Linked DNA regions of Mus musculus: all the other regions are linked to region 2. Evidence: chromatin loops called from intact Hi-C (ENCODE). Cell type or tissue: left cerebral cortex. All regions are shown on one strand.

Region 1 (8,000 bases), 50 kb before region 2:
GGCCACCTCCCGGGCCCGTGACATCACAACTAATTGCCTCTGAAAATGAGCCAGGAACTGCAGGCCCCTCAGGGCCACAGCCCAGGGACTTCCACAGACAGGCAGCTGTGGAGGGACTCAACTCCAATTAAACCAGAGCCCTCAGATGACAAGCCAAAGGGGTGGCCGAGGGGACAGTAGCTGGCAGAAGGCAGAAGGAAGCCAGTCTGGGCTCGGGGGGGGGGGGGGGGGCAAGGGTAGAAGGTTCTATGCTCGTCTATAACAGCCCCTACGTTTTGCAGAGGTGGAAACGGAGGATGAGTGACCTGCCCCAAGGCCACCCAGATAATTAAGGGGACAGACAATACTGAGGAAAAGAAACCACAGGTCTGCCACTGAAGTAGCTCTTCCTGAATGCTATCTAATTTAATCCTCACAACAGCCTGTGAAGGGGTGGGGAGGGGATTGCCATTAACCTCTGTGCCTACAAGAACCAATGGAGCAGCAGAGAGAGGTTAAGTCATTTGCCCAGGGTTACACAGCTCCTCGTTAACAGAACTTGGCCTGAACTTCTGATTTTGAATGCAGTGCTGGGCAGGAGGAGGCAGTTGAGGTTTAGCTGGGAGCAGGGAATGTGATTTAAATACACGTTTAAAATGCTGGTGATCCCCACAGAACAGAAGGAAGTAAATCACTGCAAATTAATTTTTTTTAAAGCTAATCCAGGCAGGAGGGCTGGCTGGGCCGGTGGGTAGGTGGGAGGCAGCTTTGATTCTGTCCAGGCCAGAGCCTGAATAAAGTATGTAGACAGGCTCTCTAGCCATGGGCCTGCTCAAACCCCTGAAGTGGGGTGGGTTGGAGGGAGATTCCATAAGAGCTTCATCCAACATCTGCAAGAATCCGACAACCTGCCACGGGGGAAGGTGCCAGGAGAACAGGTCTGCCGGGCGTAGAAGCCATGAAAAATCAAATTACAGCCAGTTCTTCTAAGCGGGATTCCAGCGTTCCAGCCAAGAGTCTGTGATCTGACTCCATGTATGCAGCTCTATTTAGGGGTCTGACTCTGGCTAAGGGAAGCTGTTCAGGGTCCTGTCCACAGGACAGGAAGTGGATATAGTTATGGTGGCCCTGTAATCTAGCCATCCGGGGTCCCTCGCTCTCTACGTTCCCTCAGAGTAGTGCTAAAGGAAACTTCATGCAAGAAATAGGAGCAGTCCTGTGGGTGGCACACATCTTTAATCCCAGCTCTTTCGAGACAGGGGCCTGAGGATCTCTAAGTTCGAGGTCAGCCTGGTCTACAGAGGTGAGTTCCAGGACAGCCAGGAAAATAAAAGCAAAACAAACAAACAAACAAAACAGGACAGCCAGGGCTACATAGAAAAACCCTGACTTGAAAACAAAAACAAACAAACAAAAAAGTGGGAGCAGGGGAGGGTGGGGGGGGTCTGAGCCTAGGGCTAGGACAGGTGCTCTCCTTCCTGCGCCTTCCCTGATGAGGCCCTGTGGTCCCGTCCCGTCCCCCCCCCCCGCCCCCCCCACACACACCGCTTTAGTGTTGCTATGAGCACTCTGCCTGCTTCTCCCTCTAGGCCTGCTGGCTTCTTTTAATTCATTTCTATGAGCGTGGCCTGAAGTGGTGGAGCCCAGGCCTCCAGCCAGGGGAAAGGAGAAAAGAAAGAAAAATCCCTGCACACCTGCCAGGCTGAACAGCTCATTTTCTTTGGGAAGGTCTACCTGGCCACCAGGCCCTTTGCCTCTCATCCGGCCAGCAGAAAGCTGCCATCTTTGAGCTCCTGCTTAATGACATGGACAGACATCATTTACCGTGTTGTCCATACAAAGCATCATGCCAGATATGGGACTCTCTCATATATATACATACATACATACACATATATAGATGAACTATCACATATATATGATATATGTGATATATGAACTATCAAGAAGTCAGGAAGAGCAAGGAAGCCTTCCTGAAAGTTGTGACAATGGCCCTGGGACCCAGGAGATGAGGCGCATTATCGACCACCTCTTCCGGTCAGCCCTTACAGACAGGCTCTCTTTGATGCCCACCCAAGCTGCCTCTCCTTCCTGGCCGTGTATTGCTTGTCACCTGTGTCCCTGCACTGGTCTGGAATCCCTGTGAGGAATGTGACTAGCTCTGTCTTGGTCACTGCTCCACTGCCCATGCCTAGCTGCAGCAGATGTTCTGTTTTGTATCAATCAACAGAATAAATAGGGGCTGTGAGGATGGCTCAGCAGGTAAAAGTGCTTGCAGCCAAGCCCAAGGACTTGAGTTCAATCCCAGGGCCTACAAGGTAGAAGGAGAGCACTAACTCGGCAAGTAGACCTCTGATCTCCCAATAAGGACAGTGGTACTGATGCTCCAGCACATGCACACGCACACACACGCACATGCACACGCGCGCACACACACACATGCCCCCACGCATGTACACACATACACACAAAGTAAAATACTATATGATCTCTCTATGTAGCCCTGACTGTCCCAGAACTCACCAGGTAGACCAGGCTGGACTCAAAATTCACAGAGATCTACCTGCCTCTGTCTTCTGAATGATGATGTTAAAGACATATGCCACCACATCTGACGATAAATCTTTTTTAAAGAAAGAATAAACAATACATGCAAAGGTCCCACAGGGACCAAGGGTACAGAACGTGATAGAAAATGAGCCTGGGACTCACCCAAGAATCACCCTAGACATGTCTGTATCTCTTCACCAGCAGGCTCTTCTCTGCCCTCCTCCCCCCACCCCCATCCTACCCCCACACCCGCCCAGTCAAAGCGCCTTTTTTTCCTTATAGAAGAGTGTCACTAATCCCCTGTCCCACTGGCTCTGCCCCAGGCTTCACACCTTTGGGAAGAATAAGAGACACTAGCGTCCCCTGCCAGAGCTCTGCCTTGAGCTCCCGCCTCCAAGATACATGGACACCTGGAGCCACGGGGGCAATGACAAGCAAATCCAGAAGTCCCAAAACAACACAACCCCCATCCCTCTGTCTCATCTATACTGCCCTATACTCCCCCAACCCACACCCACACCCAAACCTCCTCACTGAAGCTGAGAAAAGCAGCCAGAACGCATGGTGTTAGTCCTGTCTTCTGATTCCTAGAGTGGGACACCAAGTTACCCTCTTTCTCAGATTCCTCACTGGAGAGACGGGGACACTTCAAATGCAGCCAATTGCACCAAAGAGCAGATTAGCGGAATCAAGGTCTCCTGCCTCATCTTACTACCCGGGGGAAAAGGGGGCTGCTGAACCCGAGGCTTGGAGCTCCCACCCGCACAAGTCGCCATAACCAAGAACCTAAGATTCTGGGGACGCCGCGGGGTCTTCGTGTGTGCGAGCTGCCCCTTTCCCCTCCGGGAGTTACTCAACGCACTCCAGCAAACTTTCCAGAAGCGTCTACAGCTTCCCGTGGCTCTGCAACACTACCAACCATCAACTCGCGTCCACAGCCTCGCTTGCTCCCGGCTACCTGGAGGTCCCCCGAGTCCCAGGACCGCGCGCACCTCCACACACTCTCCAGCCACTGCGGACCTCAGCCTTGGGGATCAGTCTGTCCCCGTTTCAGATCTCCCGGGCGCCTCCTCCGCACCACCTGCGCTCATCTACACCGCCTCGGGGGTCCTCGGGTCGCTTGCGTCTACACAGCTTCAGCAGTCTCCGGGTCTACACAACCCAGCACATGAGCGATGCCCTCAAGGTTCACCCAGTGTCTCATCCCAGTGCCTACCTTGCCTACTACAGTTCCTCACGCTCCCGTCCTGGCTGTGCCTTCTGGTTCACACACATTTTGCAATCTTGTCAGTAGAGAAAGGAAAGGAAATCTTGTAATCCTCCTGCAGCCACGTGGTGTTTGCCCCTAACCCCCTTCTCCGTTTTTTTAGTTGTTTTGTTCTTTTTTTTTTTTTCCTTTAGAACAATATTCATCCCCAACGGCCGCTAGCTGCGGGCTCCGGGCAAACGCAGCTGGCTGCGGGGGCGTGGCCCTGGGCGGAGAGAGGGCGTGGCCTGGGCGGGCAAAGCGAAGTGTCTCTGCCCTGGCCTCCCTCCGCTAGGAAACCGTGGCCTGCGACCAAGGCTCCTGTTCCAGCTCAGGATTGGTCAGCCCACTCGCGATGCTGATGCCTAATTGGCTGAGACGAAGAAGACTCAGAGGTGGTGGTGGTGGTGGTGGTGGTGTGTAGATTTTATTCTTTGCCTTTTTTTTCCCCCTGAGGCGGCCGCTGCTCTGTGGGTTCCTCCTGAACTCTGCAGCCTTTTACTCTCTAACACCGTGCTCCCCATCGTAATGTTTAATCCCACCTCGAATGATAACTACATTTCTTTGTCCTTCTCCACCTCCATGAGGTCAGGACTCGGGGTTTCGACCGCTTAGTAGTGTAGCCCCAGTGCCTGCCTTATAGTAGGTGTATCAAAAACATTTGTGGATTATATTAATAGAAATGGTGCACGTGGGGTCTTGGAGCTATATTTAACGCTGGCAACAGTCCTAAGGAGAAACAGAGGTACAGAGATTGGAGGAACCACCGGCCTGATTGTGGTTACATATAGGCTTAATATGTAGGCTCCAGCTTTGTAAACAGCAATGCCCTGTGGGGTATCAGAACCTGCTTCTCACGTGTCCAGTGTTAGACTAAAGCAAGAAGAGGGTCGCAATATAAGTTATTTCAGTGAATGTGCTGTCCCTAGCACGGCGTTTCGCAGCGCCGAAATGAAACCCCTCCTGTCTCCGTGCTAAGATCGCAGTGACTGTTGAGCCTCTCCCTTCATGGAAACCCACCTGCTTAACACAGGTCACAGTGTCAATCTCTGACTGTTTGGGCATAGCACGTGTGTACCCAGGGAGAGCCACAAGAATGATCAAACCACGAGCAAGTGACATGATCCTAGATACCGATCTTTGGTTGGGATGTCCTTGGAGAAACCCTGAGAGGTCTTTTTGATTGAAGAGTAGTTTCTAAGAAGAGATTGAGAAAGGGCTTGCCTGATAAAGGAGTGTGTAGGAGGCGCTGCTCATAGAGTTGGATCGTAGTGGGTTAATGAACCAGAAAAATGCTCCGGGGAAACCTGTTTCCTATATAGTGTGTATCCAGAGTCGGGACTGAGGAAGGCTGGCTTGGTGCCTGATGAATGAGTTCTTGTGTCCGTGACTTCACGTGCCCTTCTTATAAGAACACCAGTTGGTAGATTTAGGGCCCACCCTAATCCAGTGTAACCTTATCCTAGGTCAATTAAATCCGTGAAGACCCAATTTCCAAACCAGGCTCATTTATATTTTTCAACCCACAGGCTCCTTTGGATCTGTGAACAGTAAGCGCAGAAGCCCTGAGGCTGCTGGGGACAGACTCCCTTCCCAGCTGCCCACTGCTCTCTTGGGGCTTAACCTCCTCCAGCTCATTTCTGATCCTGGCCCCTGGTGGCCACTGCCTACCCAGAGTCCAGAAGAGAGGCAGCCCTCTAAATGCTAGGAGTTCGCAGGTAGACCTTCCAACCAACCATGTCCAGCGTGGTGCTCTGAGCAGGGCCCCACTGTCCCATCCTCCCACACACACCCTGACTGCCTCCTTCCCACCCCCACCCCATCCAGAGATGGACAAGGACAATGAAAGCTATTTCACAAGCAGCTGGTGATTAATCGCCAAGTTAATTAAAGAGGCTGTAATTGCACTCCTGTTTCAGAGGTGGGGATGATGTCTTGGGCAGGGATGGGTGGTCGGCTTAGGTCTCCCTGAGAAGATGGAGCCAACAAGGCAGGAAGAAAAACAAGTGGTATATTCTAGATGTAGATGCTTCCACCGTAGCTGAAATGCTTATTTGACACAGTGAGCCTAAATGTTTATGCTTGTCTCTGTACATTTCCATGTCTTTGAAATATTTCATTAAGGATGAGGGGGAAAATTCGCCAAGGAGAAGGCTAAGTATTTCTAAACTCTAGTTTCAGATTTATAAATGACCTCAAATACCAGTGTGCCTCGATTTACACAATGGAGAGGCCTTTAAAATTATGTGCAAATCGAATCCCGTTTGCCTGCCCGGTATATCTTTAAGGCTGCTGATGCTCCGTCTTCATTTCTGATTGATTTTCCCTGGCAGAGGCGCCAAATTCGTTGCTTTAAGTGTCAGGCTCTCTCTGTCAAGTAGTTAATGACCTATAAAGCACTTAAACCATACTGGAAGAGACGCTATTTGGAGGCACCCCACTGTGTCCCCTCTCCCATTGTCAGTAATCACCCCTCATTTATTTGCTCTTATTGGTCTGGAATTTGCTCTTAGGGTTCCCTAAAGCAGAGCCCTCCCTCCAGGGAGGTCCAACTCTCTGGGATCTCAGATGGGTGCTGATGTCCAGAGGCTTCTTCAGCAGGAGTGCCTTCCTTTCTCAAGTGCCTTTTCCTCCCCCACCCCAGGGGAACTTGGCCATTTAACTGTTCCTCGCCACCTCTCCATTTCCTTCTCCATCATGTTCCAGAGATGGTACCTGTCTTTAAGCCTCTAGTGAATTAGGGAGGAGAAGAAGCCCAAGGTCAGAGTGAGCAGTGTCTGTGGCAGAGATGGGCTCCAGAGCCAGAGTTGGAGCCTAGGAACATCTCTAGGCAGCAGAGGGCAGGAAGCCATCAGCTACCGGGTGAGAAGACTCAATGAGCCCCAGCCAGAAGGGAAAGCACGTTTGCTTTCTGTGGCTGTTATTACCAATTCCACAAACAAGGCTTAAAGAGCACACGTTCTTTTACAGTGTGGGGAAAATCCAAAGCATTATCAACGCAAAGAAACCGAGTGCACAGCCATACACCTCCTGACCAGGTTTTAAGGAGAACCCCTTTCATCCGTCACTCTTTTCACCTTTGAGATTCACCTTCCCTGGCCCTGATCCCTCCCTCCATCTTCAAACCCACTCTCCCACTCCACTTTGCCTCTTCCTGAGCCTATAATCAGCCCATGTATCATTCTCATAAAGACATTTGTGACTCTCAAAATCCCTGCGTCTCAAGAGACTTAATCCCATCTGTTGTGTAAGCAACATCACAGGCCCCCAGGGGAGACATCTTGGGAGGGTACAGAGGGCCCCTCAGCAGAGTGGTCCAGATCATGGGTTGAGACTCATGCTGGGGTTAGATACTTAGCTGCAACACCCAATAGGTAGACTGTCTTGTACGACTTGTTTTCTCTTGTAGCCTCAGTTTCTTCGTTGGTAATATGGGATCGGTGCTTGCCATGAGATGGGAGTTCAGAAGACATTTGACTATGAGGTAGAAGGAACTTCCTGTGCCAGCGTTGAGTTTGAGAGAGGCCCTTCTGAGGAAGGACAGAAGAGGAGGGACAGGCCAGGCTGGAGTGGAGAAGGGCAACATCGGCTTCAAGGGAAGAGTGTGTGCACTCACCTTACATGCTCGGACAAACTCTGTCCTGCGGGTGATAGACAAGAGACACACACAGAATGTGTCTAAACAGAGGGGTGGTTTGGATTTGTGTCCCTGTATTGAAGTCCTAGTCCCTCTCCAAAAGCTTTATTCTCTCCAAGTGTACAGTTCAGAGGTCTTCAGCATACAATACAAGGCTGTGTAAGTATCATTACTGGATAACTCTAGAACATTCTTTGTCTTGTGTTTGTTTGTTTGTTTGTTTGAGACAGGGTTTCTCTGTGTAGCCCTGGTTGTCCTGGAACTCACTTTGTAGACCAGGCTGGCCTACAGAAATCTGCCTGCCTCTGCCTTCCAAGTGCTGGGATTAAAGGCGTGCGACACCACTGCCTGGCTAGGACATTCTTATATAAAGAAATCATATACTCACCAGGAGTTCCCTAAAGCAGGATGGTATAGGGAGGAATACCCTAAAGGTCTCTATGGTCCTAAATCTAGAAAGAAGTTAGGACAGCTTGTGCCTGCAGTGTGGAATAGTAATGCAGTCTCAGGGCTACACTAGCTTGGCCTGGACAGTGCCTCCTTGACAGCCCCCTCCCCTTCCATTTCCTCACTTTGACCTTTGACACA
Region 2 (8,000 bases):
AGGCCCCTGACTGCCTCCTTCCTTATCAGCTCTGCTCTCGAAGCCCCCATGGCGCTAGAGGTCTCAGTACTGGGACAGTGATGGCTTCCTATGAGGGGGGGAGGGGCCATCCTCTGCAGACTCTAGGGAGAACTCCTAAGGTCCTGGAGCCCCGTGTCTGTTTTGTGACCTGAAAGGTAGGGGCTGAGAGGACAAGGGGAGAAAAGCAGCAGGAAAGAAGTTGAGGGCCAGACCTGCTGAGTCTCGACTTTTCTCATTAGAGCCGTGAACCCAAGAGAGCCCTGAGTAGCCCCACCACACCAGTGAGAGACTTCAGCATGAAGAGGTGAAGCAGCTAGCTCATGATCCCGGCAGGTCTGTGGGGCATAAATGAGAAGGACAGATAGATTTTTACCTGGATTTTCTTTGCCACTTGTGCCAGTGTGGTGGAGGCTGGGCACGTGGCTGATGTTCCCCCCCTCCCCCACCCTTTCATATCACCATGGGGGCTTCTGTCAGTACCTTGCCTAAATCCCTTCCCCTTGGCCTCTGCACAGTTAACAGTGAAAGCTGCAGGGTGTTTGGGAGCAAGAACCCTGAGACTGGTGTGCAGAGGCAAGCAGCCATAGGCCACCCACCCGCAGAGGAAGATGTGTATGAACAGGAGAAGAGGCAGCGCGAAGGGGCGGGCTGGGACCCAGGCGGTATTGGCTGTTGATCCATCAAGGTGATACATGATCACAAGTGTCACAGCGAAGCATGGATAATCTGCTTCACGCCGCTCCCCAGCTCCTGCGGGGAGCAGATTGTCTAAGCACTCCGGTGCCATGGTGATAGACGTCATGTTAATGCCTCGGTGCACAGAGGGAGCATTTTAAAGGCATCGGGCTGCGCCTCCGTGAGTCTCCTCATGACTTGGCACCAGGAGATGCCTGAGTGCCAGGCTGCCTGAAACACAGATCCTGGCTTCCCCAACACTGGTGCTGTCCCCATGCCTGCCCAGGTGCCAGCTAGCTGCTCCTCCCTGCCTGTGCTTGGTACTGCTGTGCATCCCGTGCAGATAAACGTCAGTCCCTGACAGCATACCTGCACCTAAGCTGCAGGCAGCGGGGCCTTACGGGACCCTGCTGAACACCTAGCAAGCCACTCACTGTCCTACCCCCTGCACAGGTCTTCAACTCTACAAGACTTCATGCTGGTGCAGGAAGTTGCTCAGAGGCCAAGCACTGCCTGGGCTCTGGGTGGGGCTGATGAGAACACAGCAAAGGAGGGGAGGGGGCTGAGGGGCTGCATCACCGTGGGGATCCTGAGCTACTGGGAAGAGGCAGGGACAGACCTGAGAAGCAGAGCCCCTCTGACCCAGGTGACAACCCAATGGACATCAAACCAAGGCGCATTCAGAAACCTAAAGGTCTCCGTGACTCTCCAGCACCTGTCACCCAGTGCTTTGAGCTGTAGACCACCTGGGCTCCATTCCATTTGCTGTTTTTTTTTTTTTTTTTTTGTTTTTTTTTTCCTGTCCTGTGCCCCAGGCAGGAGCCCTGAATAAGTAGTAGCAAGGTTCGAAGGTAGGAGGAGGACAGGAAAGAACAGAGACTTCACAGCTCTGGGCTGGGCCTCTGAGCTTGACTTTGTAGATGAGATTCCTGGGGCCAGCACATGTCAGCCGTGGCGTGGGTCTCACTAGGCACCCGCTTACCCCCCATCTACCCTTTATATCTCGCTGGGCACATCCTCTGCCCACAGCACCAGCCTTCCTAACAGATACAGAAGAGCAAGAGCCCATCTTGAGGAGCCATGTCTAAAGGGAACAAAGATAACCCAGGACAACTCAGTATGACTGTGTGGTCCAGCCTAGCCGCTGGGGCCAAACACTCTTCACCTCCAACTTAATGGGCATGGCAACCCTATGTGCTGGTATCTGAAATTCCTTCCATTTAATAGGTGCAGAAACTGAGGCACAGAGAAGACAAAGTGATTTCTAACCACTATCCTAGCGCAGCAGTTCTCAGCCATCCTCATTCTCTAATCTTGGCCCGCCACCCCCAACCAAATAGTTACGTTCGTGGCTACTTTGTAACTTTAATTTTGCTACTGTTCTGAATCTCAATGTAACTTTCTGTGTTTTTCTCAAGGCCTTAGGTGACCCCTGTGTAAAGGTCATTCGGCAGCCCCAACAGGGGCTCATAGGTTGAGAACCTCTGCTCAGACTGAATACCTAAGGGACAGACAGCACACAGAGCAAGGGGACGCCAGGGAAGGAGGAAGGCTTGGCTGGCTCGGGTGGACGGCTTTGTGAACAGCCCTAAAGGAGGAAGTAGAGAGGGGAACCTGGAAGCACGTGGTCCCTTGCAGTCCCTGGGAAGGGGGGTGGGGCTTCCGTAGACTTAGACTAAAACTTCGATAACAAGACAAGTCTCCATGCTAAGTTTACTTCCACCAATGTTTCTTGTTGCCAGGCAGAGAAGAGAAGAAACCAAAGTCAGTCCTTTTTTTTTTTTTTTAAATTTATTTTCTTATTATATGTAAGTACACTACAGCTGTCTTCAGAGACCCCAGAAGAAAGCATCAGATCGCATTACGGATGGTTGTGAGCCACCATGTGCTTGCTGGGATTTGAACTCAGGACCTTCGGAAGAGCGGTCAGTGCTCTTAACCACTGAGCCATCTCTCCAGCCCCCAAAGTCAATCTTTTCCCCTCAGAGTGCCCCAGAAAGGGAGCTTGGACCCAGCCACTGCTGCCTGGCCTGGGCTTGGAGGTTTCTCTTGCAGACACAGAGGTACTAGGACGAGAGGATCAGACCCCTGACCCAGCTTCATGTCACCTCTTCCTTCCCAAGACTCCAGCTCCCAGAGAGACCTATCAGCAAGGAGATCCGGGCTGAGAGTGGCCACTCTGCTCTGACCACTCTGTTCAGGGTGTCAGGGTGTCTAGGGTGTCAGAGGTACACTCCTCTGTCCTGTACCTCACGCGTCCAACAGTGGCAATGGAAAGTTCCCATCCTGGGGACACTGGGCTCACATTTGGGAAGGATGCTCTCCCACCCTGTGTAGCTGACCTGCAGGCACCGGGCCGATGCGTTTGATCATTTGATCAGATCCTCACCAAAACAGGGCAAGAGAGCTGACCGTGACCCCAGGATAAACCATACAATCCCGAGCCGACCCTCGGTGAGCCACCTCCTTACCTAGGAGGGAATGAACTCCGCCATTGGAGGCAGGCAAACCCATCTGGAGCCCATCACCCTGCATGCTGATGGGAGGTTTCTGCCCTGGCAAGAAGCCCAGGCTGGCCCATCTCCAAATCTCACCTCGGTTCAGGCTGCCCTATATCTTTGGCTGTTCCTTCCATTTGAGACCTAGTTTTAAAGGCTTTTCATCTACGTGCTACTTCCATTCTCACAGAAACATTGTGTGGGAGGAGTTATCATTGCCCCTAATTTACAGATTAGAAAACTGAACTCAAGTTCCACCGCAAGGACGAAGGCAGATAGGAACTTGGGCTCCTGGCTCTTTGGCCCCTGTGTGTTCTTGCATCCTGCAGTCCCCCTGGTTTTCCCACCAAAACACCTATCCTAACTCTCATATAGTAAGAAAAATAGAACAAATGACTTGTTTGGAGGTGGTAACAGACAGTCTAGGACAAGCACCTAGGGTTCGCATGTTAAATACATACACGTAACATGTGGAGAAATAATGAAAGACAAAGGTAACTCCCATTTTCAACATTTCTTCCATGTAACAGCATGCACCCTGTGGGGCTCTTTGGATGGCTTTGTCACTGGAAGAAACAAGCACCACCCAGGAAGCTAATTGCTGGAGGTCCCGAGGAGTAGCTGTCAACCTACTGAGTCTTCTACCTTGGGATTTCTCTTCTGACCATGATGGACAGCCCCAGAACTGTTCTGTGCTGATGGCGCCACCTGGTGGCTGGCGTGGGAATGCCCTCAAAGGAGACTCCCGTGTCCCTTGGCGCTCTAAGGAACCTGGGCCATTCAGAGGCCAACACCTTGCCAAGTTAGACCCAGACATGAATGGCAGCAGGGTGGAGTAGTAGAATAGAGGTCAGGGTCAGGCAGTACACAATGTGCCAGGAAGACTGTGGAACCGAGAGCAGGGCCCCAGCGTGCCTCTTGGAGGCACTTCAGCCCTTCCTGGGGGCAGGAGAACAATTCACTTCTTCCAGACAGCTGCTTCTGCTGGAAGCACTTTCTAGTCTTTTCTAGAGCCTCCTTCCCAGCTGCTTACTGGCCGCCAGGCAAACCCCTCCCATCTTCTGCAGGCACAACTGGGGACTTTCCAGGGGCAGTCTCAGCCAATTAAGGAAACAATTAGCCTCCCCTGAGGCAAATTCATGCTTTGTCACCCACAGCACTCTGGTTCTGTGGGACTTGTGGGCACAAGATGTGTGTGTGTGTGTGTGTGTGTGTGTGTGTGTGTGTGTGTGTGTGTATCCCACCTTGAAGCTGTTTGGTGAAAGATTTAAAGAGACAGAGGTGAAATCACTTGACAAAAATAAGTCATAACAGAGACAAGTGTTAGCTGGCTGCACACCTGTGAGCCCAGTACTTGAGAGGTGGAGACAGGAGGATCAAGAGTTCAAGGCCTGTGGTGGTGGTGGTGGTGGTGGTGGTGGTATATGCCTTTAATCCCAGAGGCAGAGGCAGGTGCATCTCCATGAGTTTGAGGCCAGCCTGATCTACAAATCGAATTCCAGGAAAGCCAGGGCTGGAACAGAGAAAGACGTGTCTGGGGTGGGAGTGGGGGAATTAAACAAAGAAAAAAGAGTTCAAGACCCACTTAGGCCACATGGGCCCCCCTCCCTGTCTCTTCTGCAGGCAGCTGGTTCCTTGTTTCCGGTCCCTAGATGGGAGGGCACTGAGGAGTTGCTTCTAACAAGGATTCCTCAAGAAGACATGAAGGCTACAGACCTGAGTGGTCTATGCTGTCTGATGAAGGGCTGTAGGATGGGAAGGTGGCAGGGGAGTTTTCGGGAACAAGAGGTGGGACAGGAAAGGGAGGCCATGCAGGAACTTCCTCCACCTGCCAGGGCAGCTGAAGGTTATTGCAAGGGGTGGAGTTCAGGAAGCTGGGCAGCTACAGGAGGTCTCTTAGGACTGTCCCCGGACTTAGCCTCATTCCTTAGGAAAGTTCTGTCTCCTCTGCTACCCTCCCCTCCTCTCCACTTCCCTTTTTCCTTTTCCCTATGGCTGGGGCAGCCTCTCTCCCAGGGCTGCAGAGAGTGTGTCTAACCTACACATCTGTCTCACCCTCAGAAACCTCAAATCCAAAGCCAGCAAAGAATGTAGGCCCAACTGTTTTCAGGGATTCCTTCAGTGACCCTCAGGGAATTCTGGGTCACTCAATGTGGGGTACTATCCTAGGTAGGTATTGTTCTGGCTGCCTGCCAGGGAGGGCAGAGCCTAACACCTGCTCACCTAAGTCGAAACTCCCTAGGAACCCAGCAGGAAACAGCTCAAACAAGGTCCGAACCATGGCGTCGTCCCCAGGCCAAGGTCAAGGCATGACTAAGGCTCTTCAAAAAGTTTCTAGGGTACCAGATATGGGGGTACACACCTGTAACACCAGAACTCAGGAGACAGAGGCAGGAGGACAGAGCGAGTTTAAGGCCAGCCAGACGTGTGTTTGTGTGTGTGTGTGTGTATGTGTGTGTGTATGTGTGTGTGTGTTCTTAAAAGGCTAGGGCTGAAGGCATATTTCTTCCCTTGAGCATCCTCTGATGAAAATTGCCTTCTTCCTAGGATCTAAGCGTGAACAGGGGCAAGAGAAGCTGTTACTGTTGCTGTCTGCAGCCAGAGTCTGTTTCTTTTTTTCTTCTTTAAATGTATTTACTTATATTTGTGTGTGTGTGTGCACACATGTGCACCCCAGAAAGAGCTAAGACCCTACTTCTGATTCTTCTCTCACCCTCTCATAGATGTTTTGGCCTCTGGTAGCATGCCTACCCTATGTGTGTATGTGTGTGTGTGTGTGTGTGAGTCACAGGCAGAGGGCAGGGTCAGTGGAAAGAGGAGCTGCCTGTGGCCTGCCCCTCCAGTCAGCTTCCCCATATTAGTGAGAGGAGGCCTCTGTGACCCTTTATGCCTTTGCCCTGGATAGGTGGGGCTTTTCCTTGGATCTTAAAGCCTTCTTCCCAGTACACCAAGCAAGGTCTCCATTCTTGCCACAGATAGGATAAGGGGGTCCTGGCTCCCCTCCTTCATCTTTCCAGGACACCCTGAACCCTTAAACCTCCCCTTCCCTACCAAGAACAGCCCCGCTTGCACTCACTGCTATCTGGCTGGGGTCTCTCTCATGCTGGGTCACACAGTCTCCCTGGAGTGCTTTCACTGCCCCTCCCCCCTGAGCTTGAGCTGCAGCCAAGTAGCTGTAGAGACCTCCAGTGCCTTGAAGCCCTCCTTCCTCTGCGGACATGGGTGGCCTTTGGTGGCAGCCCAAGAGGCTGTCTGATGTGTGCTTCCCACTTGGCAGGGCCTGTCCTACCCTTTAGAGAACTGGTCAGGGTAGCCCTTGGGAGAAGGGTTGTGTTGAAAGAGCCCCTCCCTTCCCTTCCTCTCAGCCTTAAAACAACCCCCTGCATACTGAGATTGACAGTTATTGCTTTGATTCAGAAAAGCAAGCAACCAAACAACCATTATCCAGCTGGGGAGATGGCTTGGAGATGGCAGGATTAAAACCTGACAACCTGAGCTCAGCCCTAGAAAAGCCTGGTGCTGCGGTGTTCATTGGTAATCGACAGGGAGAAGGAAGACAGAGACAGGAGAGCCGCCCAGAAGCTCACAGGCTAGGCAGCCTGAGCAGACGGCTCAGCCAGAGAATAAGTGCAGTGCACATTTCTTTAATTCCAGCACTCCAGAGGCAGGTGGATCTCTGAGTTCAAGGCCAGCCAGGACTACAGGGAAAGTTCCAGGACAGCCAGGGTTACCCAGAGAATCCCTGTCTTGAAAAAAAAAAGAAAAAGAAAAAAAAAAAAAGAAAAGAAAAGAAAAAAGGGAAACAAAATACGACTATAGGCCCTTACAATAAATATTGACTTGCCATTCCATTCTAACAGGAATAGAATTCACTTTACAAAGTTTAAAAGGTGATGACACCATGAACATAAAGCAATTCAGACAAGGGACAGGTGACCATCTGTGTGACACAACCCCATCTTATACTCTTAACCCCTCTTCGTGTTACAAGAATTTTGTAAAGCGCCCCTCACCCCTTTTTTGAGACAGGGCTTTACTACGTACATCACCACCCCTGGCCACTTTAAAAGCAAAACACGACAACCCCCAAACCAAGAAACAGGGTCACATGTATCCTGGCTTCAAACTCACCGTGTGGCCAAGATGACCTTCAACTTCTGATCCTCCTGTCTCTGTTTTCTGAGTGCTGAGATTACAGGCGTGTGCGGGGCATACCTGGTTCATACAATGTCTGGGATCAAACCCAGGGCTTCCCGCAGGCTCGCCGAGCATCCTATGAACTGCTCTGCGTCTGCAGCCCTTTGCCATGCCATAGTCCATGGAAAGGGTTTTAGCTTTGGGGTCCAGCTTATCTCGTGTAGGAGCAGCACACACTCTGGCTTTGTGGCGTGGCGGGTTTTCTGAATGAGCGCTAATCTTAAAATTCTTTGGATGGATCCCACTTACACCCCACGTTGCTTTGAAACCTCCCTGCGGGAGCCTGTTCTGTTAGCTTTGTTGATGTCAGCACTTCATGCCAAACCAGCAAGAAATTTAAATCCTTTCCATCCCGGCCGTTGGTTCATTCTACTTCCCTTCATGCCTCAGTGGGAATGTTCTGGAAGCCATGTGTCCCCTTAGACAGACAGCAGAATAACTGAACTGTACACAGAGGTAACTTCGAGTCCTATGGAATACTCCAAATGCCAAGTTAAATGCGTTCCCAAGTCAGTTTTCCCAAAATATGCCCTAGCTGGCCAAAACCAGCCGGCTGGGCGGGAGTCAGGAAGGAGAGAACTAACACTTGAGGCCAAAAGGAATCACATC
Region 3 (8,000 bases), 120 kb before region 2:
CCTCCACTGTCCAAATGTCTACTTCTGCTCCTTTTTGGCAGTAGCCCCAATAGAACCCTGCAGGCCCGGTCCACCAACTCCAGAACAGCTCCATACCCTGTGCCACAGGACATCTGGGATGCCTGCTGGGTACTCTCGGCACACATAGGCATCTGAGCTTCTTTGATGATGTTTGGTGACAGCCTACTGAGTGTCAGGTCCCAAGCCCCAATTACCTTCTTCTTAACATCTAAAAACTATTTCCATTCCTCCTGACATTTCTCGAATCCTGGAACCAGTGTGCCTGCTGTGTTCACCAGTGTGGCCACTGTGCTCTTTGTACCAACCCTTCCCTACGCAAGGGCATGCACGGCCTGTCTCTAAGACCTGATTTGGTGTAGCGTCCACAGCAGGCTTTCTATTCAGTACACTTCCAGATAAGCCAGCCGCCACTCAGGAAAGGTGTTTGCAAGGGTCAGCACAGACACTTAGTGCACAGTTATTGATTAGGCCTTTCTGCCTCTGGCCCTTTGTATTTGCTGCTCTCTCTGCCTGGAACACCCACTCTCTCCACTGCCAGCCCTTTGTTACCCAGACACTGCTTCCCCCTGTTTTCCTGCACTGTACCCTGGAAGGCAGCTAGAAGCAGGGACGGAGGCTTGGAGGCAGACTGCTTGTGTTCCTATCTCAGCATCCCCAACTCACTGTGAGAACAGACAAGCTGGTTGGCTCCTCTGAGTCCATTTCATCCTATGTGAAGATAGGAACTGTAAGAGCAGTGTCCACTGGAGGGTCTCAGTAAGGGCTGACCTCCTGGACTGTTCACCTACCCGTTCTACCCCAATGGGACTTTACCTTTAGCCAAGGACACAGGTCAGTCTTGTGCTCTGAGTACGGTCAAAGTGCCTGCAAACAGTGAACACTTAAGAAACACACGCTGGCCCACAACTTTAATCCCAGCACTCTAGAGGCAGAGGCAGGTAGGTAGATCTCTGTGAGTTTGAGGCCAGCCTGGTCTACGTACGGAGTTCTAGACCAGCCATGGCTACGTAGTGAGACCCTGTCTCAAAAAAAGAAAAGAAAAGAAAAGAAAAGAAAAGAAAAGAAAAGGGGAGGGGAGGGGAGGGGAGGGGAGGGGAGGGGAGGGGAGGGGAGGGGAGGGGAGGGGAGGGGAGGGGAGGGGAGGGAAGGGAAGGGAAGGGAAGGGGAGAAGATACACTGAGGAACCTAGGCAAGGACAGCTGAAATCATGGATTGAAGAATTCTAATTCAACTTGGCAGGCACCTACATTAGACTGTCTGGCTTTAAACCTTGGCTTTTCTACTTCCTTCCTGTGAGATCTAAGGCAAGTGTTACTTCATTTCTCTCTGCCACACAGGCTCCACCTGTAAAATGGGAGGAAGACCAGAGCTTCCCTTTTAAGGTTTCAAGATGGCATGAGATAAGGGATGCAAAATACTCAGAAGGGTGCAGGCTTAGCTGGAGCCAGATCAAGGTTAGCTGCCTTAGTGACTATCTGATCAGGGCCAAGAAGGCACGTCTACATCGGGGCAGTGGAAAGGGCGTGGTCACCAGAGGAACAGACTGGCCTCCCACAGAACTGTACCACCCCTTGCTTTCCCTTTGCTGAAGCTGGGTAGCCTTCTGCTTTCCTGAGACTCTGATTTCTGATAAGAAATATAAACAAAATGTCTATAGACACATGGCTAGCACTAAGTAGATGTGCAATAAACGCAGAGTCCCTGTAGTCTCCAAAGCGTGGAGAAGTACAATTCATAACTCCTCCAGCACTCAGCATGCGTGAGGTCACAAGCATAAGCAGAAGCACAGAGAAGGGACTTAGAAGGGAGAAAGATGGACTGAACACAAGGAAAGGCTTCTGGAAAGTGGGGGGAGGGGAGGAGGGGGGTGCAAGCTGGGTCAGGACACCCTGTCCAGGAAAGGAGGTGGGAGCAAATGTATGGACATGGTGGGGCCACCCGATCAAAGGCAAAGCTGATTGCTAAGATCACAGCTCTCAGGCACACTTGGGTGGCCAGACCCAACCACATTCATTCTGGAGCTTTGCATTCTGTTGGGGAAATACAGTGGCTGATTCGGAGAGCACCAAGTTTCCATCCTGGGCATCCTGTTGATGATCAAGGTCAACATCACAGAAACAAGAACTGCCTTGAGAGGGACGCTAAAATCATCTTGTCCAACTGTTTTACAGATGAGCAACTTGAGGCCCAGAGGTCTGAACTACATTACTCCAACTCACAGTTAATAAAGAACAGAGCCAGAATTTGACTCCAAGCTGATTGCAGAGCTAGTGTTTTTAACCAATTCACCCTCCTGCTTCTCCTGAGAACATGCATCCATCCCCTGCTGTAATGCATACACCCATTCTGCATGTGTGCACCCATCTACCCATCCTCTCTTCATGCACCTAGCTATCCCATCATACATCCATCCACATATGTCTCTATCCCATCACACATGTTTGCCCATCAAGCCCGTAACGCATGCATGTACCAGTCTGAGGCACTATGCATGCATGCACTACCCAACTGCCCCATCCTTTATGCATCTATCCTATATCAGGTGTCCATATACTTATCCACCCCATTACACACATGTACCCACCTATTCGTTCCATCATGCATGCAAGTACCAGTCTAAACCATTATGCATGCACGCACCCATGTATGCACCTACCTATTCCATCCATCCTATCATATATGCACACATGCATGCTTGCACCTGTCCAAACCATCAGAGGTGTGCTCCCACCCATCCCATCTGGTTATGTGCATGCCCTTCCATCACATCACATCACACACGCATGCACCCATCCATCAGATCACACATGCATGCATGCATGCAATCATTCAAGTACTGCTTATTTGAGCTCCTGCTGCTCCAGACACTGAGATGTCAACAGTGAACGCAGAGCCAAGCCCACAGAGCTCTGCGCTGTACACAGATGCTTTAGAGCTCACTACAATTGGTCCTCCTGAAAAGCCTGGCTTCAAATTGAGCTGCTCAAGACCACAGACCACTCTACTGCTGGGAAACCACAAACCAAGCCCCTTTCAAAGGCCATTACATCGCTTGCATGGGAAAAGGAGAATGAAGACAATTGATCCAGTATCCACTTTCTGGACAGAATGATGAGTTGTGTGGAGTTCTCCAGTCTCAGTAACAACAACAACAAAAAGGATTTAGAAATGTTCGGTCCAAGGGGCTTGAAGCAATTGAATGAACAAGCATAGCATCTGAGTTCTGCCACCACAGGAGCTCCTGGCAAGTAGTTCCCTGAGCAAAGAGGACGTGGGCCAACTTTATGCACTGGGGCTCCCAGACCTCTCTTTCTAAGAGCTGAACACTTACTCTGTTCCAGACTCACTGTGCTGTCCCATCCCAAAAGGCCGGCAGGACTGTTCCATTTTCCAAACAAGAAAACTGAGGCTCAGAGAAAGGAAGTCTTGTTGGTGGTCAACACAGGTCTGGCTGGCTCTGAAGACTGACCCTCAACACCAAAGATTCAGCTTAGCTTTGGACAGATATTGCTTCTCTACTTTCCTTGTCTCTAAATCGAGCACTGGGGACAGGGAAGACACTCACTGAGGCTAGCTGACTTTCTCTTGACCCACACCCCTCCAGCTTTAACCCTGCTCAAAATTAGACTATAAAACTGTCGGGAATGAAGCTCATAAAACAGGAATCAATGTCCTGACTTGGGAGATAATTACTTTATACCCATTTTACAGATGAGGCCATAGATCATGATCTATAAAATAATCAGTACACTCTCCCAAGGTTCCTGCAACATTTCTGTCATTGCCAGCAGAAGAATGGATGGCTGTTACAATCAGGTTTTCTGTAGTGCTATTCATGGTGATCCCCAACACTGGGTAGCACACCACCACTCCTGAAGAAATGCTCACTGCCAGTTTGCTCCTCCATGAAATGCGAAAGGAACAGTTCTTAAAAGAATGCATGCACCCTATTTTACAGATAAAGTAACAGAAGCCAGGAAGGGGGGCATGAAGTACGCAGGAAAGCTGCAACCCAGGATTTGTGACCCGGAACATAATATTAAGAAAAAAGGCTAGGATGTCGGTGGGCTGCAAATTTGAATGGCACACTTCTGCGGGCTGGCAGTCTGCCAAGAGCCGCAAACATGGGGTGTTCTGCTCACCCGGGGCCATCAAGAGCCTGCAGCCTTCCCTGGGCACAGCTGCTACCCTGGCAGACCCCTAAAAAGCCCCCCAAAGAATCTCTGCGCTCCAGAGCTCTTTTCTCATTCCAAACATGCCAGAGCCCCGCGGACCCCGGAGGCTGCTACTTAGCGCCAGATTAATCACACCGAATTCTCCATCCAGATATTGCGTGCAGGCCGAACTCCCACCGCTAATCGCCGTAATATTCTCCTCGGCGTGTGCAGGCGGCCGGGGCGATGTTCCAGGAATATTAATTCTCCACAGCCGGCTCACTCCCGCCGCACGCATGCGCCCCCTGCACTGCTGGCTGCTGGTAGGGGAGCAGGCCTGGCCATGGGATCAGGAGCCTGGGGGAAGTAGCGCCAGACCCCAGCCCTCCATGGGAACCACTCTGGCCAAACAAGAACCATGGGCTAAAGCCTACCCAAGGTTTAGAATCAAATTAGAGTACTGATGGCTCCTGCCTGTGGGATAGTTTGCCCCCAATACTGCTTCTCCCCTTAGTACTGACCCCTGGCCTCCTGCCCCAGAACCTGCACCTTTAGGAAGCTTAGAGCCCCCAAGAAGGCACACAGTATAGTTCCCTGATGTCCTCTCAACACAGCAATACTTTGACAAATGGGCATCCAGGGATCAGCTAATCCTGGCCACAAAAAAAAGCACACATACAAAAAGGAATACAAATCTTTCATCTGCTTGAAATATAAAAGCGTGGGTGGCAGTGGAGACTCTGGCGATGGAAGTCTGTGCTCAGCTATGGGGCTAACCTAGACCTGGAGGGGGCAGGCTGGGTCTATGGAAGCCATGGCTGACTGCTGGTCTTTGCTTACTCCAAAACTACAGTGTAACTGGTAATGTCAGAAGCTGAGGAAGGAGAGAACTGGAGGGAACTGGAGAGAACTGGAGCAGAAGGCTTGTAGCCCCTGAACTGTCCTTAAGGAAAAGAAACACTCTCCTGTCCCCGATGACTGGTTTTAAGGAAGCACTGACCACTGAATGTCCTCTCTGAGATCTGAGACACTGGCCTGTCTGTAAAGAGTTCCTGGTCCAAAGTGGGGCTCAGCATCCCAGCAGTCCTGGGGACACTAGGTAGGGCTTCTACCCACCCAGAGCACTGCTAGGAAAAGCCACATCTTCAGGTGTTTAAATCTCAAATCAACCATGGGATGTAACTTCAGGATATCCATTTACAAACAAGGAAACACACAAGACAGCTAAGTGTCCCAATCAGATCAGCCTTCAGGCCACCAGAACTTGAATCCAGGCTCTCCTCTTCAGCAAGCTCTGTGACTCCATTTCCTTCCCCCCCATGAAGTGACCTTTAAGATCCGTCCAGTCAGGCAAAGGGTCTGGCTGCCCACGGGCAGCCCCTGGAGAATCCACTGTGGCAAGCAGCCGAATGGGATACAGGGAAGGGCTGGGCAGGTGTCAGCAGACTCGGGACATCCACAGAGCCAAGTCATCTGAATCAGCCCCTGCTTCCCACAGCCTGGTCCAGGCCAAATGAAGGTGGGGCCCTGGGTCCACTGGATGGAGGAGCCTCTTGAACCTGATTGCAACTCTGGCCCAGCACTAGGAGTCAGAGACAGAGCCTGTAAGAACACAGGAATGTGGGCCAGTTCACAAGAAGCCAGCGGCGAGGCTGCTTGAGGGACTGGGGGCTCAACTCAGTTCCTTCCCAGTACGGATCAGAACTGGAGTTTAGGACAAAAGCTGACCTGCAGGACAAGCCCCAGCTCCGAGGCTCCTCCCCAACGTCCAGCAAAGGCCCAGCTGAAGGATAGCAGTTGACCCCCCACCCTAAGGGCCCTTAAGTTTTGTCTGGCACCTCTCACATGCTACCATACATATGTCTCATGAACACATGAAAGCCAAAAGCCTTTTCTCCATTTCTCAGAAAAGAAAGCTGAGGCTTAGAAACAGACTCAAGCACAGGCCCCTCTCACATGCCGAACGGCCATAACTTCACAAGGTCTAGGTAAATGGCCCCAGTTCCCAAGGAGTCCATCCTGGTGCCACAGATAGCAGGAGGGAATATCATATGGTTTCCAGGTTCAGACTTCCAGGTCCAGACCTGTGCGTTCGTGCCAGCCCTACCCAAGGCTCTGGTGGTAACCAAAGATGCATATAAGGACCTCTCTCCCTTCTCTTGTCCTGGGGTCTTCCTGCTTTGGACTCCAGGAATCTGAAGCAGAGATGGGACTTAGCTGGCTCCCAGCAGACACTTTGAGACCAATGACACAACTAGTGCTCATCCCTGCCTTCTAGGAGGGGACATCCCAGCCTGTCAGCTGTAACCAAGTGGGCAATAGGACCACAGGCAATGAACAGCAAGTCCCACGATGTTTCCAAGGAGGAAGGCTTAGACAGGGACCTAGAGGGTCAAGAGACGCATTCAAGTTTCAAAGCACCGCACAGGAGACACGGGAGAAAACAAGGCTCACGTGAGATTCTCGGGCCTCCTACATCCAGGCCGATCCCTTCTGCATCTCTGGCCATGGCAGGTCCAGTGCCACGAGAGCCCTACTCTGTGTGACTGTGGACGTCACAGACACAGGGTTAACTCATCCCTTCACTTTCAGTCTTGGCTCCAGATCTCACATCCTCTTAGCCAGGTACTTCTCAAAAGGAATGGTAGGGTGTGAGACTTATAGGGAGAGCAAGGGGAGAGGGGCAGGGATCCAGGCCTAGCTATGGAGCAAAGCAGGAGAACAAGGCAGTGGCAGGACATAGCCTAAACAGAAGAGGGGCCCAATCTCCAAGCGATTAACTTCCTGGTCAGGCCCAAGGACCGCAGCAGGCAGACAGCTCTTAATCTTCCTTAGTGGTCTTCCCGGAAGATTCCATGGTTTATGTCCCTCTGGCCCCTGGGTCAAAGGAAAGACCCATATCTGAACCAACCTCCTACTTACTCCTGGCTGACTCAACAAACACTTTACTGCTCCAAGCCTCAGTTCATCTGAAATGTGGAGTCAGAGTGACTAGTCACAAAGTGAAAAACCTGCAGAAGGGACAAATGTTGGTTCCTTCCCAGGAACTGTACCTCTCCAGGGGAATGAAAACTGGGCCTGTCCTGAACAAGAGACCACATACTCGATTTCATTTATTGATCCTGACAGCCTTGGAGAGGGAGAGATTGCTGCCCTATATTCACAAGTGAGAATCTGAAGGCAGATAGGTGAGGGGCTGGCCCAAGATCAAAGCTACATATCCCACATGGACCTTACCTGGTTGTAAAAGGTTATATGCCAGCTATGGAAAGAAGTGGACAAAGAGGTCAGGGGCACCTCAAACCAGCTCTCTGACCAACCCTAGACTGAAATCCTGGCCTGTAGAAACAAGAGGTCTAGCCCATACCTCCCAGCCCGAAGAGAAAAAAAAGTCTCCTACCCCATCCCCACGAGAGTCAGAGTCGGAAGCCATCTTGGCTCTGAAGGGAGCTTGTTTGATTGGTTTTGTTTTTTAAATCTAGGAGCAGGAAGGGCCTGAACAGTGGGCACATGTGGCAAGGTAAGCCTCTGGGTAGAGAAGGGCCCTGCTACCTGCTCCCCTCCTGCCCCTCCTGTCACCCGCAGTGCAGTGCAACCATGTAACTGTCTAGCCCCAGCACAGCGTGCTCAAAAGCAGGCACCTGCCAATCTCAGCCCACGGCCTCCGCCCAGCCCCCTCTCCCGGAGGACAGATAATTCTCTCGCTCTCCCAGCCTGACAAAATAACTAATGCTAACTCAATAAAGTCCCCCTTGAAGGTTTTTAATTACCAGACTGTGCCGAAGACTAAAGACTCCAGGAGCAGGAGGGGGGGCTGCCGAGGCT

The links. Hi-C counts contacts between places; a loop is a spot of excess contacts. Peaks named below come from ENCODE experiments on the same cell type or tissue, not always from the same donor. Only the 100,000 strongest peaks of a DNase experiment are listed, where the experiment ranks them.
Region 1: a loop joins it to region 2, with 3.0 times the contacts of the local background. A loop is called at or near these places in 7 of 42 quality-filtered maps.
Region 3: a loop joins it to region 2, with 2.5 times the contacts of the local background. A loop is called at or near these places in 20 of 42 quality-filtered maps.

What each region holds. Positions count from the first base shown.
Region 1 is chr15:82,983,871-82,991,870 of GRCm38, forward strand. AW121686 (a long non-coding RNA gene) reads left to right here. Exons shown (of 2, transcript XR_384274.3): 2 at 2,853-3,928. It also overlaps a transcript of Tcf20 not described here. Among named protein-coding and RNA genes, the nearest start is that of AW121686, 6.7 kb to the left of the region's middle. In left cerebral cortex, CTCF peaks have their summits at 3,975 and 5,378; DNase peaks (open chromatin) are centred at 3,532 and 4,077; H3K4me3 peaks cover 1,549 bases; H3K27ac peaks cover 298 bases.
Region 2 is chr15:83,033,999-83,041,998 of GRCm38, forward strand. Gm32620 (a long non-coding RNA gene) reads left to right here. Exons shown (of 3, transcript XR_384275.3): 2 at 261-354; 3 at 3,725-4,592. Among named protein-coding and RNA genes, the nearest start is that of Nfam1, 4.6 kb to the left of the region's middle. In left cerebral cortex, a CTCF peak has its summit at 3,915 (motif pointing left); DNase peaks (open chromatin) are centred at 818, 2,319, 3,264, 3,910 and 1 more place; H3K4me3 peaks cover 447 bases; H3K27ac peaks cover 902 bases.
Region 3 is chr15:82,913,203-82,921,202 of GRCm38, forward strand. It overlaps a transcript of Tcf20 not described here. Among named protein-coding and RNA genes, the nearest start is that of Tcf20, 5.1 kb to the left of the region's middle. In left cerebral cortex, CTCF peaks have their summits at 4,469 and 4,985 (motif pointing right); DNase peaks (open chromatin) are centred at 4,137, 4,454 and 4,927; H3K4me3 peaks cover 664 bases; H3K27ac peaks cover 1,040 bases.